Linked DNA regions of Homo sapiens: region 2 is linked to region 1. The links are chromatin loops, found by intact Hi-C in ENCODE. Cell type or tissue: heart right ventricle. All regions are shown on one strand. Links, peaks and the distances in the headings refer to the core of each region. The heading gives the core; the rest is flanking DNA. Region 1 has its middle 15 kb from the start of THEMIS2. Region 2 overlaps EYA3 (EYA transcriptional coactivator and phosphatase 3).

Region 1 (10,134 bases), core at 751-8,750:
CTCTGCCCGGCCGCCCCGTCTGAGAAGTGAGGAGACCCTCTGCCTGGCAACCACCCCGTCTGAGAAGTGAGGAGCCCCTCCGCCCGGCAGCCACCCCATCTGGGAAGTGAGGAGCGTCTCCGCCCGGCAGCCACCCCGTCTGGGAGGGAGGTGGGGGGGGTCAGCCCCCCGCCCGGCCAGCCGCCTCATCCGGGAGGGAGGTGGGGGGTCAGCCCCCCCGCCCGGCCAGCCGTGCCGTCCAGGAGGGAGGTGGGGGGGTCAGCCCCCCGCCCGGCCAGCCGCCCCGTCCGGGAGGTGAGGGGCGCCTCTGCCCGGCCGCCCCTACTGGGAAGTGAGGAGCCCCTCAGCCCGGCCAGCCACCCCGTCCGGGAGGGAGATGGGGGGGTCAGCCCCCCCACCCGGCCAGCCGCCCCGTCCGGGAGGGAGGTGGGGGGGTCAGCCCCCCGCCTGGCCAGCCGCCCCGTCCAGGAGGGAGGTGGGGGGGTCAGCGCCCCGCCCGGCCAGCCGCCCCGTCTGGGAGGTGAGGGGTGCCTCTGCCCGGCCGCCCCTACTGGGAAGTGAGGAGCCCCTCTGCCCGGCCAGCCGCCCCATCCGGGAGGGAGGTGGGGGGGTCAGCCCCCCCGCCCGGCCAGCCGCCCTGTCCGGGAGGGAGGTGGGGGGGTCAGCCCTCCGCCCGGCCAGCCGCCCCGTCTGGGAGTTGAGGGGCGCCTCTGCCCGGCCGCCCCTACTGGGAAGTGAGGAGCCCCTCTGCCCGGCCAGCCGCCCCGTCCGGGAGGGAGGTGGGGGGGTCGGCCCCCCGCCCGGCCAGCCGCCCCATCCGGGAGGGAGGTGGGGGGGTCAGCCCCCCGCCCGGCCAGCTGCCCTGTCCAGGAGGGAGGTGGGGGTGTCAGCCCCACGCCCGGCCAGCCGCCTCGTCCGGGAGGGAGGTGGGGGGGTCAGCCCCACGCCCGGCCAGCCGCCTCGTCCGGGAGGGAGGTGGGGGGGTCAGCCCCCCCGCCCGGCCAGCCGCCCTGTCCGGGAGGGAGGTGGGGGGGTCAGCCCCACGCCCGGCCAGCCGCCTCGTCCGGGAGGGAGGTGGGGGGGTCAGCCCCCCCGCCCGGCCAGCCGCCTCGTCCGGGAGGGAGGTGGGGGGGTCAGCCCCACGCCCGGCCAGCCGCCTCGTCCGGGAGGGAGGTGGGGGGGTCAGCCCCCCCGCCCGGCCAGCCGCCCTGTCCGGGAGGGAGGTGGGGGGGTCAGCCCTCCGCCCGGCCAGCCGCCCCGTCTGGGAGTTGAGGGGCGCCTCTGCCCGGCCGCCCCTACTGGGAAGTGAGGAGCCCCTCTGCCCGGCCAGCCGCCCCGTCCGGGAGGGAGGTGGGGGGGTCGGCCCCCCGCCCGGCCAGCCGCCCCATCCGGGAGGGAGGTGGGGGGGTCAGCCCCCCGCCCGGCCAGCTGCCCTGTCCAGGAGGGAGGTGGGGGTGTCAGCCCCACGCCCGGCCAGCCGCCTCGTCCGGGAGGGAGGTGGGGGGGTCAGCCCCCCACCCAGCCAGCCGCCCCGTCCGGGAGGGAGGTGGGGGGGGTCAGCCCCCCTGCCCGGCCAGTGGCCCCGTCCGGGAGGTGAGGGGCGCCTCTGCCCGGCCGCCCCTACTGGGAAGTGAGGAGCCCCTCTGCCCGGCCAGCCGCCCCGTCCGGGAGGGAGGTGGGGGTGGTCAGCCCCCCCCGCCCGGCCAGCCGCCCCGTCCGGGAGGTGAGGGGCGCCTCTGCCCAGCCACCACCCCGTCTGGGAGGTGTGCCCAACAGCTCATTGAGAACGGGCCAGGATGACAATGGCGGCTTTGTGGAATAGAAAGGCGGGAAAGGCGGGGAAAAGATTGAGAAATCGGATGGTTGCCGTGTCTGTGTAGAAAGAAGTAGACATGGGAGACTTTTCATTTTGTTCTGCACTAAGAAAAATTCCTCTGTCTTGGGATCCTGTTGATCTGTGACCTTACCCCCAACCCTGTGCTCTCTGAAACATGTGCTGTGTCCACTCAGGGTTAAATGGATTAAGGGCGGTGCAAGATGTGCTTTGTTAAACAGATGCTTGAAGGCAGCATGCTCGTTAAGAGTCATCACCAATCCCTAATCTCAAGTAATCAGGGACACAAACACTGCGGAAGGCCGCAGGGTCCTCTGCCTAGGAAAACCAGAGACCTTTGTTCACTTGTTTATCTGCTGACCTTCCCTCCACTATTGTCCCATGACCCTGCCAAATCCCCCTCTGTGAGAAACACCCAAGAATTATCAATAAAAAAATAAATTAAAAAAAAAAAAAAAAAAATGAGTGTCCTCATCAGGACAATACCTTCCTCTCGTTTTAGTGAAGATGGTACTGTTGGTAGTGGTGAACAATCACTAAGCACCTGCCTACCTACCTACCATGTATCCATTTACAGCACGTCATCTAATTCTCATAGCCCCAAGAGGAATTCTGTTTTTATCCCCATTTTATAGATGAGAAAACTGAGACTGAGACTAAACAAACTTCCCTATGAGCCCCCTGTACTGAAGACAGGATTGAAACTCTAGTCTGAATCCAGAGTTTAAGGTGGGGATATGCTTGGTCCATAGGTGGCACACCCTTTAGTTTTTGTATTTTTAGTGGAGACGGGGTTTCACCATGTTGGCCGGGCTGGTCTCGAACTTCGGCCCTCAGGTGATCCAACTGCCTTGGCCTCCCAGAGTGCTGGGATTACAGGCGTGAGCCACCGAGTCTGGCCTGTTTTGTAGTTCTTTAAAAGATGTCCAAACTGAACAACTTACTGGAAGTGTGTTAAAGTATGTTAGATATAGCTGAGATGAAGTCCTTCCTGATGAGAAGGTTATGCCATGCATTTTTTTTCTTTTTCTTTTTTTTTTTTTTTGAGACAGAGTCTTGCTCTGTCACCCAGGCTGGAGCACAGTGGCACGGTCTCGACTCACTGCAACCTCCGCCTCCCAGGTTCAAGCAATTCTCCTGCCTCAGCCTCCTAAGTACCTGGGATTACAGGTACGCACCACCACGTCTGGCTAATTTTTGTATTTTTAGTAGAGATGGGGTTTCACTGTATTGGCCAGGCTGGTCTTAAACTCCTGACCTCGTGATCCGCCTGCGTCGGCCTCCCAAAGTGCTGGGATTACAGGCGTGAGCCACTGAGCCACCATGCATTCTTGCTTTCAGAATCTGAGTTGCAGAGTGAAACTTGGATTGGCATTTCAAAGAAGGCACAACAGAATATACATACCTGCAAGGATTTTTTTTTTTTTTTTTTTTTTTTTTTTGAGACAAAAGTCTCACTCTGTCCCCCAGGCTGAAGTGCAGTGGTGCGATCTCGGCTCACTGCAACCTCCGCTTCCTGGTTCAAGCGACTCTCCTGCCTCAACCTCCCGAGTAGCTGGGACTACAGGCACCAGCCACCATGCCCAGCTAATTTTTGTGTTTTTAGTAGAGGTGGGGTTTTGCCATGTTGGCCAGGCTGGTCTCAAACTCCTGACCTCAGGTGATCTGCCTGCCTCAGCCTCCCAAAGTGCTGGGATTACAGGCGTGAGCCATGGCCCCCGGCTGATATTTCATGTACTTTAAGGGCCCGGTTAAGCGGAAGCAGAACTGGGGAGGCATGTATGTGTGGAAACCTGGCTTAGCTGGCGCCATACTTCTGATTCCAATTATGTTTTAGGTGCCCTCAGAGATGAGCACTCCAAGATGGGGCTCAACTGCCTGTTACCCTAATTAGCTCTGGATGACAATACAGATGGATGAGCCCCTTCTGTTCACTCCCAGGATCAGCAGTGGCCTCATACTCATGTGAGCACAGTGCTGCTGAGGGACACAGCCTGTCCCTATCTTGGGACACAGGCCCACCCCGGATGAGAATTGACTGCTGGTTTCCCCGAAATCCTGTGCCTACTGGTGGGCCACCTGCTGAGAAGGGAAGGGAGACCCATGTTCCCCTCCCCGGGGGGGAGACGGTGGCAAATCCTGTGGAGAAAGACATCTACTGACTGAACGGCCCGTTCCCCAGGGGATCCTGGCCCAGGATCAGCTGTTTGATGACCGTTTGCCTAAAATATGCCCACTACTAAATATAGGTCAGAATTTCAGAGTCAAAAGAGACCTGGGAGGTTCTGTCTAGACCCTTCATTTTGCAAATGAGCAAACTATGGCAGTGAGGACTTGCTTCATTCAACTTGGATGGATCAGACGTCTATGACTTGGGCCTATGGAAGTGCACCACCCCTGCTACCCCAGCTACTACAAGAGGCTCACCTAGAGGGAGACAGCCAGGCACTCAGATGCTGTCTAGACCCTTGACAGCTCGAGTGGAAGGATGGAGCCGGCGAGAATAGCAATAGGAATTTATTACCTGAGGCATGTGGACCATGGTTTTCCCAGCAGAGGGGCCACCATGAGAGGGGTGTGGAAAGAGGACATGGGATGGGGGTGGCTGGTGAGTGGGAGCGGGGAGGAGAGCCTACCCTATAAGCTTTGCTAGGGAATTACCAGGAAGGCACTGAAGGATATTTTTCTTAAAAAAAAAAAAAAAAAAAAAAAAAGACATGCTCAGGTAGATGTTTTGGAAAATGCAGAGAAACTGACATCACACACACCCTCACCTAGAGCAGGGGAGGCTTCCTTGGGAAGGTCTCAGCACGGGCAGTGAATGGTCAGGTTCAGATGATAGAAAATCCATGGGGTAGCAGGTGAATAAGGGGTCCCTGGCCTCTCATGAATCTCTCCACGCAGGGAGACAAGCAGGTGTTCTAGTGCTCTCTTTCTCACAGCTTAGCAGATCTAGAGAAAAGTCCAGGTGTTTCAAGAAGACTGAAGACGGCTGGGCTCAGTGGCTCACACCTGTAATGCCAGCACTTTGGGAGGCCAAGGCGGGCGGATCACCTGAGGTTAGGAGTTCGAGACTAGCCTGGCCAACATGGCGAAACCCCCATCTCTACTAAAAATACAAAAATTACCCGGGCATGGTGGCGCACACCTGTAATGCCAGCTACTCGGGAGGCAGAGGTTGCAGTGAGCAAGATCGTGCCACTGCACTCCAGCCTGGGTGACACTGCGAGACTCTATCACACACACACACAAAAAAGACTGAAGAGAGAGTTCTCCGTTAGTTCTGCCTGTGGGAGGGGAGGGGGGGCTTCAAAGAGCATGACATTGGATGTCTCCACGTGGTGGAGGGGAGGGTGCTCCACGCAGGGGCTACTGTGGGAGCACAGATGGGGCAGAGTGGACTAAAGTCTGGCATATGCCGGGGTGGAGGGAAGGTCCTTGAATGCCTGTGGAGTTTGGATGTTCTCTGTGGAGAGGGAATAAAACCATTGCCTGTTCCCTGGAGGGAATTGGATGCTGAAGCTTCTACCTTTAACAGGGGCATGGGTGCAGTTCCAGCCTCTGCCAGCAGGCTGGGCCCTGTGCCCACTTTTGAAAGACCTTCAGGGCTGTGGGGCATGAGATGAGAGAGGGAGGGAAGATAATCTGGCTCACTGCCGGGCACTTTATGTGACTTACCTCCTTAATTCCCCCGGGCACAGCCCTGAGAGGAGGTTGGCAGTGTCTGCATTTTACAGATGGGGAACTTGAGGCTCAGGGTACACAGACCCAGGTCACAGCCCTGGCAAGCCATGCAGTGGGGATTCTAGCCCGGCCCTGAGGTTTTGGAGCAGGGACGGTGCAGGGGAGTCTCCAGCCCAGGCTCCTCCCCTGCTCTTTCCACATCTGTGACAGGCTCTGGATTTTGTTCCCTGAGTTTTTTTCCTTCTCGAGTTCCTGTCCCCTCTGTCTCTATCTCTGTCCCCTTTGTGGTATGTGGGGCTTCAAGTACTACTGAGTCTCCACAGCTGTGCCAGGTTGGGCCTGGGCAGCTCCCCATAGAGGCTGGCGCCCATAGCCAGGGGCAGGGTTACCAGCAGGAAGTGCACCCCTGAGCCCCTCACCGCGGCTCCCAGCCTGCCTGCCTCGGTGGCCCCCACATCCCCGCCTCCCCAATCAAGGCATCTGCTCCCACTGTGCCCCATCCTGTTGGCAGCAGTCCTCCCTCTCCTTTGGGTCACTGGCAGCAGCATCCAGACTCACCATTACTGTCCTCTCCTTCATGGAAAATTAAGCAAACCCTCTTGATTCCACTCCCCGCCAGCTGCCCCAGCCGCCCTCCCATTTCTCTGCTCCACTTTCTGTCCCTAGTTCCTCTCCTCCATTTGCTGTTGAACCTACTCCAGGCAGGCTCTTCCCCCAACACTCGCTCCCTCCACAGTTGGTCATGTTTGCTTCTCTGCGGCCCCTCATTTCCCTCTGAGTGAGAGCCAGCCTCACCCTGCCCTGCACGCCGTCACCCTCCCGTCACCTCTCTGCTTCCCCTTGCTCGCTCCCCTATAGCCCATGGGCTTCTGGCTGCTCCTTCCACCCTCAGGGCACATGCCTGCCCTGCCCCTGTGGCTGGGCCTCTCTCCCAGGCATCAGCAGGGCTCCCTCGCTCCCTGTCCCTACGTTGAGAAAGAGAAAAGCAGGCCCTGACCTCCTGGAGCCCGCCTGGAGCCCAGCGGGGCTTCGGTATTCTCCAGCTGAACCTAAATGACTTCACAGGACATCAGCAACAGACAAACCACCTGGGACCACGATGGATCACGACACAAACAGGGCCACTCCACAGTCATGTCTGAGCACAAATAAAACATGAACAATGTCCAAGCCACAAAAAGGACCAATCATCCCTGCAGTGGGTGTTGACCTGTAGGCCCTAAAACATTCATCCAGGACCTCAGAATGTCACAGTTGAAGTAGGATCTTTGCAAGTGTAATTAAGGTAAGGATCTTCAGATGAGATCGTCCTGCATTAGGATGGGCCCTAATCCAGGAATGACCTAATAGGAGACAGAAAAGGAGGCCGGGAGTGGTGGCTCACGCCTGTAATCCCAGCACTTTGGGAGGCCTAGGCGGGTGGATCACGAGGTCAGGAGTTTGAGACCAGCCTGGCCAACATGGTGAAACCCTGTCTCTACTAAAGATACAAAACAATTAGCCGGGCATGGTGGTGTGCGCCTGTAATCCCAACTACTTGGGACGCTGACGCAAGAGAATTGCTTGAACCCAGGAGGCAGAGGTTGTAGTGAGCCAAGATCACACCACTGCATTCCAGCCTGGGCGACAGGGAAGACTCCATCTCAAAAAAAAAACAAAAAAAACAAACAAACAAAAAAAAAAACTGGAAAAGGAGAAGACGGGGACACAGAAGGAAAGGCCATGGGAAGATGTGGAGGTTAGAATGATCTGTCTACAAGCCAAGGAGCACGAGGATTGCCTCAGAGCTTTCAGAAGGAACCAACCCTACAACACTTTGATTTCTGGCCTCCAGAACTGTGAGAGGATACATTTATGTTGCTTTAACCTGCCAAGTTTGTAGTCATTTGTTACAGCGGACCCAGAAACGAATACAATCCCCCTGTCCTGGCTCATAGGAGACGCTGTTGCTTCTTACTGATCACAGCTCTAGCTTTGGTCTAGTCTTGCCTCCCTCTAGATAAAATGTATTAATGTCCTCAGCCATAGAAATACCCTTGCTTCTGCACAGCATCCAATCCAGAGTGAAGCCCTGCTTTCTTTTTTCTTTCTTTGAGATGGAGTCTCACTGTCACCCAGGCTGAAGTACAGTGGCATGATCTCAGCCCACTGCAACCTCCACCTCTCAGGTTCTAGTAGTTCTCTTGCCTCAGCCTCTAGAGTAGCTGGGATTACAGGCACGCACCCCCATGCCTAGCTACTTTTTGTATTTTTATTAGAGACGGTGTTTTACCATGTTGGCCAGGCTGGTCTTGAACTTCTGACCTCAAGTGATCCACCCTCCTCAACGTCCCAAAGTGCTGGGATTACAGGCGTGAGCCACCATGCCCAGCCCGAAGCCCTGCTTTCTTAAGCACTCAAAAGTCATCTAACCCAAATCCTGTAAGTCCTTTCTAACACAGCTTACTGAGTTGCCCCACAGTTTCCCATGGCATGTGCTATCCCTATGATAGCACATAGTCACGAACCCAACTTACTCAGATGCCCCTCTGTTCCTGGGAGTCTGTGGCTGGAGGGCATTGACAACGTCTTGGCCCCAAGGCTAACATCTCAATGAGGCCAACCCTCCTCACTCCCAACCCCTTATCCCCGACCTCCCACTTGCTCCACTGTTCCCACAGCACCATCCCCTCTACCACACACCACCCTACGGTGGTATCGTTTACTTATTGACTGCATATTGTTTATGGTCTGCCTTTCCCCTCCCCTCACTTGAGTGTAAGCTCCACTAGGGGCAGGGGCTGTTGTCTGTTTTGATTCCCAGTGTATTCAAAATGGCTGGAACAGCCTAGCACATCGCTGGCACGCCATAAAAATTTGTTGAATGAATGAATCGATGTTGGGACAGGAGCAAACCAAGGAAGCGCCTAACCAGCCTGGCCACCAGAAGGCTTCGCTGGAAAAGGGCTGTCAGGGCTGGGATCTGAGGGATAAATAAAGGTTATCCAAGCACAAGAGTTGGGAGGAGAGGCCGGGCGCAGTGGCTCACACCTGTATCCCAGCACTTTGGGAGGCCGAGGTGGGTGGATCACTTGAGGTCAGAAATTCAAGACCAGCCTGGCCAACATGGTGAAACCCCGCCTCTACTAAAAATACAAAAAATAAATAAGAAAGAGTGGGAGGAGTATTCCAGCCATGTGCAAAAGGCTGGGGAAGCGAGGAGGTGTTTCAGGATTGAGGAAATGCAAGTGCTTTGATGTGGCCGGAGAGAATGTTCTGGAAAAGGAAGGCAAGCGATGAGGCTGGAATGTTGTCAGAGGCCAGGACACGAAAGACCACGTCATCAGGAGCTCAGACTTCACCTGAGGGCCATGGGGAGTCCTGGAAGTGTTGAAGCAGGAGGTGATATGTCAGAGCTGCATTTAGGAAGAGCAGAGGGGCCGGACATTGTGGCTCACACCTGTATCCCAGCACTTTGGGAGGTCGAGGCAGGAGGATCGCTTGAATCCAGGAGTTCGAGACCAGCCTGGGCAACCTGGCAAAACCCATCTCTACCAAAAATACAAAAATTAACCAGTCTAATAACCCAGTCTCTAAATAAATAAATATACAAATAAATAAATATATAGGTATTTTTTGTTTTAATAATAATTGTAATTTCCAATATGTTGTGCAAGGAGATCAGAGAGGAAAATCATATTAATTTGATATTTGTGGAAGAATTTGTGCAAATTGTATTTAGTGCCACCACAATGTGAGGATGAAATTTTTTTTTTAAGGAAGAGCAGATGGGAGGGAGGGGACAGTCCCGGGGAGGTGAGGCTGGAGGTGGGAAGACTAGCAGTGAGATGGTCTCAGGGCAAGACAATGTGGCCTGGACCACGCTGGAGAGTCTAGGGAGAAGGAAGAAGACCCAAGGTGCCTCTGGGGACTCTGGCTGGGCATCCAGGGTTTAGAGGTGTCATTCACTGTGGAGGGGAACACAGGAGAGGGGCAGGTTATGGGGAAGGTGCTGAGATTGAGGCCCTTTATGCCGTAGAAATCAGGGCAGATGTGTGCACACCTGGAGCTCAAGACTGGCCTGGACACAGGCTTGGAAGCGGGACAGGGTGAGGCCACATCCCCCACATCGGGGAGGATGATTCTGAGGACTTCTACTTACAAAACTGTAAGAAGAGGGGGCTCAGGTGGCAGGGTTTCAGGGAAGGGCAGAGGGTGGCCCACTCCCCACCTCTCCTCCTCTCTCTGTCCTCTGGGCGGTCTCTAGGTCTCCACTGGCCCCTGCAGCCCCCAGTGGCTGGAATCACTCCCTTGGAGAGAGACCTCTAAACTGACTGCTCCAGGCTTCCTTAGAAAGCAGGGAGGAGGCCCCCCGCACAGATGGCTGCAGCAGTAGCCCCTCTGGAACCCAGCACCCACCTGGAGGGGATGACAGCATGGACCTGGGACTCAGGCCCTAGTTATTCTGGTAAGGCTCAGGACTGGGCCTGAGGCATGTCGCAGTTCACATGGTCCCAGCAGGGCTGCAAGCAAGTCCAGCATAGCCTGCTGGGCTCCTTTCCCCGCACATGGCCCCTCAACAACCCCCACCTTGGACCCTGAGCAGAGCGAGAAGCACCTTGCCCAGACAGGAGAGA
Region 2 (10,134 bases), core at 1,307-9,306, 120 kb after region 1:
AGTTCTTAGAGAAAATCAAGCTCTAAAGCCTGGTGAAGGGATACTAGGTCTCCATGGTTTGTGATCCTCCAGAAAGGCATGTTGTGCTGGAAGAGAGTGGGAATAGCTGGTTAATCCAACTTCTTCTGAGAGCTTATATAAATATTTGCCCATACTCTTTCCTCAACACACCTCTCCCCAAGGTACATGGTAACCCTATCTATCCCTGCCTCATAGGGCTGTTATAATGATCAAATAATCATATGCATAAGGACCTTGTACATTGCACACTTTAGAAATGTGAGAAATTTTAAATAGGTTTCAGTGGTACTTTGTGCTTTTGAGAGATTACCTGTTCTAGCTATTATTTTGAAGACAGGGTCTTGCTGTGTCACCCAGGCTGGAGTGCAGTGGTGTGATTATAGCTTACTGTGGCCTTGAACCCCTGGTCTCAGGTAATCCTCTTACTCCAGCATCCTGAGTAGCTGGAACTACAGGCATTCCAGTTATCATACAGGGTCTTAAGGATCAAATAAAATGGCCCAGGTGAAAAATTAGTATTTGATATAAGATTATACTGTCTCATGGATGGTCAATTTCTTGTAAGTTTCAGAACTGCAACACCTAAATCTTATCTATGTCCAAGATGGAGAATGTACAGATCTGGGAAATAATAATCCCATTATATTATGTAGTCAAAATCATGTCCAGAAAACTGTGTGCTGTTCTGGAGGCCATATTTTACTTTTTATTTTATTTTGAGACAGGCTCTCATTCTGTCACCCAGGCTGGAGTGTAGTGGTATGAACATGGCTCACTGCAGCCTTGACCTCCTGAGCTCAAGTGATCCTCCCACCTCAGCCTCCCAAGTAGCTGGGACTAAAGGCATGTGACACTATGCCTGGCTAATTCTTTATTTTTTGTAGAGATGAAGCCTCACTATATTGTCCAGGTTGGTCTTGAACTCCTGGGCTCAAGCAATCCTCCCACCTTGGCCTCCCAAAGTGCTAGGGATTACAGGCATGAGCCACTGTGCCTGGAGGCCATATTTTTTTTTTTTTTTTGAGACAGAGTCTCACTCTGTCGCCCAGGCTGGAGTGCAGTGGCACGATCTCAGCTCACTGCAAGCTCCGCCTCCCGGGTTCACGCCATTCTCCTGCCTCAGCCTCCCGAGTAGCTGGGACTACAGGTGCCTGCCATCACACCCGGCTAATTTTTTACATTTTTAGTAGAGATGGGGTTTCACCGTGTTAGCCAGGATGGTCTTGATCTCCTGACCTCATGATCGCCCGTCTTGGCCTCCCAAAGTGTTGGGATTACAGGCGTGAGCCACCGTGCCCGGCCGATATTTTTAAATTAAATTAAATTAATTTTTTATATTTTTTGAGACAGAGTCTCACTCTTTTGCCCAGGCTGGGGTGCAGTGGTGCTATCTCAGCTCACTGCAACCTCCACTCCCAGGTTTAGGTGATTCTCATGTGGAGGCCATATTTTAAAGGAGGGCTTTGATAAATCCAAGTATTGGAAACCATGTTCTATGAAGCTGAGGAGATTAACTTTCCTATCATCTAGTTGAAACTGGTTCCAAGTTACTCAGAATATTGAGGTCCTAGAACACAGTTATTTTGGCATATACCCTAGTTGTTTTTCAAGACAGCTGCTCACACATAATATTTAAAAGGCTATTAACATACAGAAGAGGAAACCGACTTGTTATGTTCAAGAATGCCAGACTAGAGGCCAGGTGCAGTGGCTCATGCCTGCAATCCCAGCACTTTGGGAGTCTGAGGTGGGTGGATCACCTGAAGTCAGGAGTTTGAGACCAGCCTGGCCAAAATGGCAAAACCCTGTCTCTACTAAAAGTACAAAAATTAGCTGGGAGTGGTGGTGTGCACCTGTAGTCCCAGCTACTTGGGAGGCTGAGGTACGAGAATCGCTTGAACCCAGGAGGCGGAGGCTGCAGTGAGCCAAGATCATGCCACTGCACTCCAGCCTGGGCGATGGAGTGAGACTCCATCTCAAAAACAAAACAAAACAAAAAAAAGAATGCCAGACTAGTATGTGAAGGTAGAGAAATTTTTGCTCAGTGGAAGGGGGAACACCCTAACAGCTTGGTTGATCCCACGGTGGAATAGGCTACTGGGAACCAGTGTCCTCATCCTTGGGCATATTCAAGCAAGGACTAGAGAGACTTCTGTCAGAAAGGCTGCAGAAAATATCCTTCACAGAGTATAGGTTGAACTGGATAAAGTGCTAAGGCATTTTCCAATTGGTATATACTTTGTTTGTTTTTTTTGAGACAGGGTCTTGTTCTGTTGCCCAGGCTGGAGTGCAGTGGCACGATCTCGGCTCACTGCAACCTCCGCCTTCAGGGTTCAAGCAATTCTTGTGCCTCAGCCTCCCGAGTAGCTGGGATTACAGGAGTGCACCACCATGCCCGGCTAATTTTTATATTTTTAGTAGAGACGGGATTTCACCATGTTGGCCAGGCTAGTCTCGAACTCCTGACCTCAGGTGATTTGCCTGCCTCAGCCTCCCCAAGTGCTAGGATTATAGGCATGAGCCACCGTGCCCAGCCTCAATGGATGTATTCTGTTGTAGATGATTAAAGACATTAGCTCAGAGTTACCAACTCTGCTGATGAGTTGTTCTCTCCCCCATACCCTTCTTCAGACCAGGAAACATTGATGCCTACACCCACTAGTGTCTTTCCCAAAGAGGGCAACAAGAAGCACTTTAGAATCAAAGCTTCATAACATATGTGAAAAAATAAGGATCCCTGAATTGCTACATAAAGTGACAAATGAAAACATGAGATAATAATGCCAACTGATTACCAATCTCATAGTTTATTATAGTTGCTAAGGTTTCCACTTAACTGGATGAAGAGTATCAGGGCAGTTGGTTCTAGCTGGCAACCCAATGCCTCCATGTCTAAGAAATAGAGTTGCTGGAAGAAAATAAATTGGGATAGGGAGGGAAAGAACTTCTACAGATCCATTTAGCAGATGAGGATACTCAAAGAGGATAATTGTTCAAATTCACATAGCTGAGACACAGATGGGATTTTAAGTTCTATAGCCAAGACTCTTTCATCTATTGTTTCCTATATTAAGAAGGGGTGACCTGGGCCAGGCGTGGTGGCTCAAACCTGTAATCCCAGCACTTTGGGAGGCCGAGGCAGGCGGATCACAAGGTCAGGAGTTCGAGACCAGCCTGGCCAATACGGGAAACCCCGTCTCTACTAAAAATACAAAAATTAGTTGGGCATGGTGGCGGGTGCCTGTAGTCCCAGCCACTTGGGAGGCTGAGGAAGGAAAATTGCTTGAACCCAGGAGGCGGAGGTTGCAGTGAGCCAAGACTGTGCCACTGCATTCCAGCCTGGGAGATAGAGTGAGACTCTATCTCAAAAACAGAAAAAAAAAGAAAAAAGAAAAAAAGAAGGGGTGACCTGAAGTTGGGACCTGTATAGTGGTGGGGTTAACATCAGAACAATCTTTCCAGGGCTCAAAGGCAGGAAAGACTTTCTCTACAGAAACAGCTATTGGTTGTACTGTCTGAGAACTTGAAGCATGGAAAAGAAAGAATGATTAGCCTTTTTGCAGTCAAGTCTGATGCTTGAGAAGGCACTGTCTTTGAAGATGGAAGATGGGGCACATCTCAGGTTTAATGATGGGATCCCTGTAGAAGGGCTTAAAGATTTTAAGATTCTTGAGTGACAGGGAGGAAGAGGAAGGGATGGATCTAAAAACTTAAGAGGAAAAACTCCATCTGGAGAAAAAAAAGACCCTCTTTTTCTTTAAAGAAAAATGGGAGAGGAAGAAAGAGAAAATATTATAAATGCATAATAGATTGCTAAGATTTTGTAGTTTTTCCCATTTTTCTCATTACTCGATGTACAACCACATAGACTATTTTTCTTTACCATGGTTACCTGTTTGGCTGCAATTTCTTCATCTCGTCCATCTCCAATCACTACATATGTGACTTTCTTTCCAAACCTTGACACAATTCTCTCAAAGCAGCTCTCCTTACCTGATGAGAAAAAGAAATTTCCTGTTAGAATACTCTTCTCTTCTTTTCAAAACCAAAGAAGAGGGCTGCTGCTAGGTTCACCTGCCTGTGCTTAGGTGGACTAAGTGACAGCCCATGTAGTTTGCTTGCTGGGGAGTAGGGATGGGAGCTAGAGATCCAGTAGACCCTCTGCCCAAAGAATGTGAAGTTGTGCCATTAAAATAACTTGGCCGGGCATGGTGGCTCAAGCCTGTAATCCCAGCACTTTGGGAGACCGAGGCGGGCGAATCACCTGAGGTCGGGAATTTGAGACCAGCCTGACCAACATGGAGAAACCCCGTCTCTACTAAAAAACAAAATTAGCTGGGCATGGCGGCGCGTGCCTGTAATCCCAGCTACTGGGGAGGCTGAGGCAGGAGAATCGCTTGAACCCGGGAGGCGGAGGTTGCAGTGAGCCGAGATCATGCCATCGCACTCCAGCCTGGGCAACAAGAGCGAACTCTGTCTCAAAACAAACAAACAAACAACCCAAAAACTTATTTTAACCTTCACGTTGAGGGTGAAGTCCCTAAGATCTTAGTGTGAGGGAATTTCTATAAATGGGAAAGATTAATAGGTTTAGTGACTTGCCCCTAGATCACAAACAAGCAAGTAGCTAGAACTTGGGGCCCCTGACTCCAAATCTAGGCTCTGGTCATTGTGTCATAATGAATGAATGATTTTTGGGGTGAAATGTTTTAGGGTAGAAAAGAGAAGTGAAAACACAAGGCCCTGATTTCTTGTTAGAAACAATAACAAACAAAAAGCCATTTCCCTCCAATTCTTCATTTCCCAGAAACAGTCCTGGGTATAGGCCTTACGTCTTTCAGTGAGAGAACAGCCCCAGAATAGAACTGAGAACAGTGACCAATAAATATGGCATCAACATTTGTCATATCTGGAACCTCCTTACTTACTATACCTTGTAGTTGTAACCAAGATACTGCATCACTGAAATTGACCTTGGGAAATGGGTGATTTAAATCCATTTCTCAGAACTGCAGACAGTTTTGAGAAACATGGCAGTGTATCAAAACTCAAATCCCATCTGCAACCAACACCTAAAACATACACAGATCATACTGCTGTGGGAAAGATACTTTATTTGTATAAATAAAAAGAAGTTATATCCCTTGCTCTTTTTATCTCCCTGCTTCTGCCACCTTCTTCAGTTAAACAAGGTCCTAACTTTGGCTTTCTTCTTCATCCTGCTCTATTAACCTTCTTGTTCTTTCCCCTTGCCCAACAGAGTGACTTAGCACCAGGGTTCCTGTGTAAATAAGATAAAGCTGCCTCTTCCTCAAGACATTTGACTGCCATCTGCTGGAAAATCACTGTAATATATAAATATACAAATCTAAGATAACTGTAACATAATTGGCCAGAACTTATACTTCCATACGCAGAAGTCCTACTTGGCACAGAAGTTGTGCAGATATGTAACTGCAAATCTTTGACATCCTTAACCCAGTGGCACTTCAAAACAGACGGACTAGTCAACTGGACCAGACACTAGATCACTCTGGGCTCAGCTGGCCACTTACAATACAAGGCTTGGCTTAGGTGCACTTGGGTCTCTTTTAGTGCTAATATTTTACAATAGAATTGTCATGCCTTACATTCATATGAGGGATTCAATCAATGTTTGCTGAGTAAATTCATATTAATCTCACAAATGATTCAGTGGAGGACTGTAGTCCAGGTCTTATGCCTCAATTCAGTTCAAACATTAAACCATTCAACTAATAATAAATTCTTATTATGTTCATGGTGTTGAAGAGTTCTTTAATTCCATTTCACCCATTACAGCTTTACAAACTAAGCCAACCTCCACCAGATGCACAGTCTACTATGATCTGTCTGTAGCAAAAAACTTTTTTAAGTGAGTCAGTTTGACTTTCTTGTAAGACTCAACAAAGGCAGTAACTCATATTTTGAGGATAAGAACACAGACATTTTCACTGTCCTGGCATGCAATGATCAAGGATGAAATATACTCTGTAATGTCTCCTTTAAAAGGATTAAGAGGCCAAGAGAGTTATTAACAGCTCAAAGTAAAGAAGCAGCTCCATGAAAACAGGACTCACTCCAATACAGTTGGTAAAATACTTCCATTTCTGGATATGAGCTTTCCTGTTCAGGAGGATGAGGCCAATGATTAATCAGTTTACCATATGTCAAGCAATTGAAGCTGGTGAACTGTAAGATCAGCCAAATCTTTGGAGAATATTAGTCCCTGGGTTTTCTCTATTAAAATATTTCTAGCCAGGAGCGGTGGCTCAAGTCTGCAATCCCAGCACTTTGGGAGGCCTAAGGCAGGAGGATTACTTGAGCACAAGAGTTTGAGATTAGCTTGGGCAACACAGTGGGACCTTTTCCCTACAAAAAATTAAAAAATTAGCTGGGTATGGTGGTGGAACACGCCTGAAGTCCTGGCTACTCAGGAGGCTGATGTGGGTGGATCGCTTGAGCGTGGGAAGGTTAAGGTTGCAATGGGCTATAATCGTGCCACTGCACTCCAGCCTAGGTACCAGAGTGAGACCCTGTCTCAAGAAAACCCCCCAAAACAAAAAAAACTTCTGACATTTTCAGAAATTATTTTGAGAATTCTCTTTAATGTCCCCAAATCACAGAATGGCCATTAAGAGAACCATATTTTGCTATCATTTCAGAGGAAGTGAAAAAGTATTTCTTCTCCTTGCTCCCATTTCACAGTTCTGTGAAGAAAAGCCTCAAGCCTCCTACTGTGGTTACCATAGCACCAGATCCCACTGCAGCTTTGCAAATTAGCTCTGGATGAACTGAGACTGAGGAAAAATACCAAATAAGCACACTTACTGACAGAGGGAATGAGATCATTTCCATTAGCCTGATGAGCCTGCGGGTGCCAGGTCTCAGTATAATAAGCACTACAGAAAATCTGTCTTTCAGATGTGGGAGGCTCAGTGAGTGCTCTGGGTTCCTATGATATACATAAAGCAACCGGCAGCAGGAACAATATCTGAAGGGAGCGCTTTCATATATGTTCCCTTCCACCCAATCCCTTGTAAATGAAATAATTCAACCATACAAAAAAGCATGGAGAATTACCAGCCTTGACAACAAAGTGAGACCCCATTTCTACAAAAAATAGGAAAAGTTAGGCATGGCGGTGTGCATCTATAATCCCAAGCTACTCGAAAAGCTGAGGTGGGAGGGTTGCTTGAGCCAGGGAGGTCGAGGCTGTAGTGAGTCGTGATCACTGAACTCTAGCCTGGTGAGACCCTGTCTCAAAAAAAAAAAAAAAAGAAAAAAATGCCTACCACCAACGAAGCTTTGTAAAATCTTAACACTTCACAGTTGCTGTATTTATTTACTTATTTATGAGACAAAGTCTTGCTATGCCATCCAGGCTGAAGTACAGTGGCACAATCATAGCTCACTGCAGCCTCAAACTTGTGGGCTGAAGTGCTCCTCCCACCTTAGCCTCCAGAGTACCTAGGATTGTAGGTACAAGCCATCACACCTGGCTAATTTTTTTTTTTTTTTTTTTGAGACAGAGTCTTTCTCTGTTGCCCAGACTGGAGTGCAGTGGCGTGATCTTGGCTCACTGCAACCTCCGCCTCCCAGGCGCAAGCAATTCTCGTGCCTCAGCCTCCTAAGTAGCCAGGACTACAGGTGCCCGCCACCATGCCCAGCTAATTTTAGTAGAGACTGGGTTTCACCGTGATGCCCAGGGTGGTCTTGAACTCCTGAGCTCAGGCAATCCACCTGCCTCGGCCTCCCAAAGTGCTAGGATTACAGGCATGAGCCACGGCTCCTGGCCACACCTGGCTAATTAAAAAAATTTTTTTTGTAGAGATGGGGTCTGACTATGTTGTCCAGGCTGATCTCAAACTCCTGGTCTCAAGTGATTCTCCCACCTCAGCCACCCAAAGCCCTGGGATGACAGGCGTGAGCCACTCCACCTGACCCTTATAGTTGCTCTAGATTAAAAAAAAAAAAAAATCAAGACATTACAGAACAAAACTTTTCAAGTACTCCTAAAATGTAAATATTTTAAATCTTTATATAGATATTACATACTGTACATTTATCTGTCTGCAATGTTTTTTGTTCATCAGTTTTTCTTTTTTTTTGAGACAGAGTCTTGCTCTGTTGTCCAGGCTGGAGTGCAGTGGTGCAATCTTGGCTCACTATAATCTCCGCCTCCTGGGTTCAAGCTATTCTCAGGCCCCCGAGGAGCTGGGATTACAGGCGCACACCACCATGCCCAGCTAATTTTTGTATTTTTTGCAGAGATGGGGTTTCACCATGTTGGCCAGGCAGGTGATCCACCCACCCTGGCCTCCCAAAGTGCTGGGATTACAGGCGTGAGCCACCGCGCTTGGCCTATTGTTTTTAATATTAATCCTTATGAGTATATGTAATTTTACTTAATCCACTTTTAACTGCAATATAGCATTCTGTTGTTTGAATATATCTATCAATTTTCTGTTCATGGACAGGTTTACAGACCAATTATTTTCTATGATAAGCAAGTGTGCATCAAAAAAATCCTTGTACATGTCTCCTTGTACATGTAAGAATTACTCAAAGGTAGAGGTTAGCAAACTTTTTCTGTAAAGAGTCAGAGAGTATATAGTATATATTTTAGGCTTTGCAGGCCCTATGGTCCCTGTTGCAACTATTCAGCTCTGCTACTGTAGTGTGAAAGCAGCTATATAAATAAGTGGGCACGGTTTCAATAAAAACTTACACAAACAGCCAGAGGGTAGGATTTAGCCCATGGACTGTAATTTGCAGACCCCTGCTCTAAAGTATATATATATCTTAAAAGTGGAATTGCATGATCATAGGGTTATGTACACCTCAAACTTCATTAGACATTAACGTTCTCCAAAGCAGGTTATATCCATTTTCAATCCCACTTGCAGAGGCAGAGTTCCCATTACATTGTTAGATTTAAGTTTTTGTCTATCTGATGGTTGGAGAATGTACCACATTTAAATTTGCATTTTCTTGATTTGCAGTTCCTTAATTTGTGAGGTTAAGGACTTATTCATATATTTACTGACAGTTTTGTTTTCCTCTTCGGCAAACTGGTTGTTTCAAGGTTTTTGCCTATTTTTCTATATTCAAAATTGTCTCTTGCTTACTGATTTGCAGGAATTCTTTATAGATTCTGCATTCTTTTTCTTTTGAGATGGAGTTTCGCTCGTTGCCCAGGCTGGAGTGCAATGGCGCAATCTTGGCTTACTGCAACCTCTGCCTCCCCCACTCAAGCGATTCTCCTGCCTCAGTCTCCCCAGTAGCTAGGATTACAGGCGTGTGCCACCACGCCCAGCTAATTTTGTATTTTTAGTAGAGACAGGGTTTCACCATGTTGGTCAGGCTGCTCTCAAACTCCTGACCTCAGGTGATCCACCCACCTCGGCCTCCCAAAGTGCTGGGATTACAGGCATGAGCCATTAAGCCTGGCAGTTCTTCATAGATTCTGTATTCTAACTGCCAATTAAATGTGTTGTAAATACCTTATCCCAAAATGTGGGCTTGTCTTGTTACCTTTTTTCAAGAGACAAGGTCTCCTTCTGTTGCCCAGGCTAAAGTGCAGTGCAGTGGCACAGTCACAGCTCACTGCAGCCTCCTTGAACTCTTGGGCTCAAGTGATCCTCCCGCCTTAGCCTCTTGAGTAGCTGGGATTACAGGCACTCACCACCACACCCGGCTAATTTTTATTTTTATTTTTGTAGAGATGGGGCCTCACTATGTTACCCACGATGGTCCTGAACTCCTGGCCTCAAGTGATGCCTTGGCCTCCCAAAGTGCTGGAATTAAAGGCATGTGCCCAGCTTGTCACTTTGTTATATTTAACTGTATGTAAAATTAAAAGTTCCATGCAATCAATGATTTTTTTTTTTTGCTTTTTATACTATCTTTTGATTCTTAAAAGAGGCCCATCCTCACCTTAAGATCACACAGATACTCTTCTATATTTTCTCCTAAAAATTAAAAAACTTACCTTTTGCGGTAAGTTTTTAATCTACCTGTAATTTATTTTTGCATATAACATAAAGAAGGAAAACAATTCTGCCTTTTTTCCTATATGGATAATCCAGTTAT

The links. Peaks named below come from ENCODE experiments on the same cell type or tissue, not always from the same donor. Only the 100,000 strongest peaks of a DNase experiment are listed, where the experiment ranks them.
Region 2: it touches region 1 in a loop (13-fold over the local background); 90 of 110 quality-filtered maps call a loop at or near these places.

Annotation. Positions count from the first base shown.
Region 1 is chr1:27,852,817-27,862,950 of GRCh38, forward strand. No RefSeq gene overlaps it. Among named protein-coding and RNA genes, the nearest start is that of THEMIS2, 15 kb to the right of the region's middle. RefSeq lists an enhancer at 3,722-4,016. In heart right ventricle, for the core only: a CTCF peak has its summit at 5,389; a DNase peak (open chromatin) is centred at 5,465.
Region 2 is chr1:27,974,461-27,984,594 of GRCh38, forward strand. It overlaps EYA3 (EYA transcriptional coactivator and phosphatase 3), which reads right to left. Exons shown (of 18, transcript NM_001990.4): 17 at 3,914-4,014; 18 at 1-86. The coding sequence ends at 6. Among named protein-coding and RNA genes, the nearest start is that of XKR8, 20 kb to the left of the region's middle. RefSeq lists a silencer at 8,584-8,784. In heart right ventricle, for the core only: a CTCF peak has its summit at 5,338 (motif pointing left); no DNase peak of the experiment used is centred there; H3K27ac peaks cover 1,165 bases.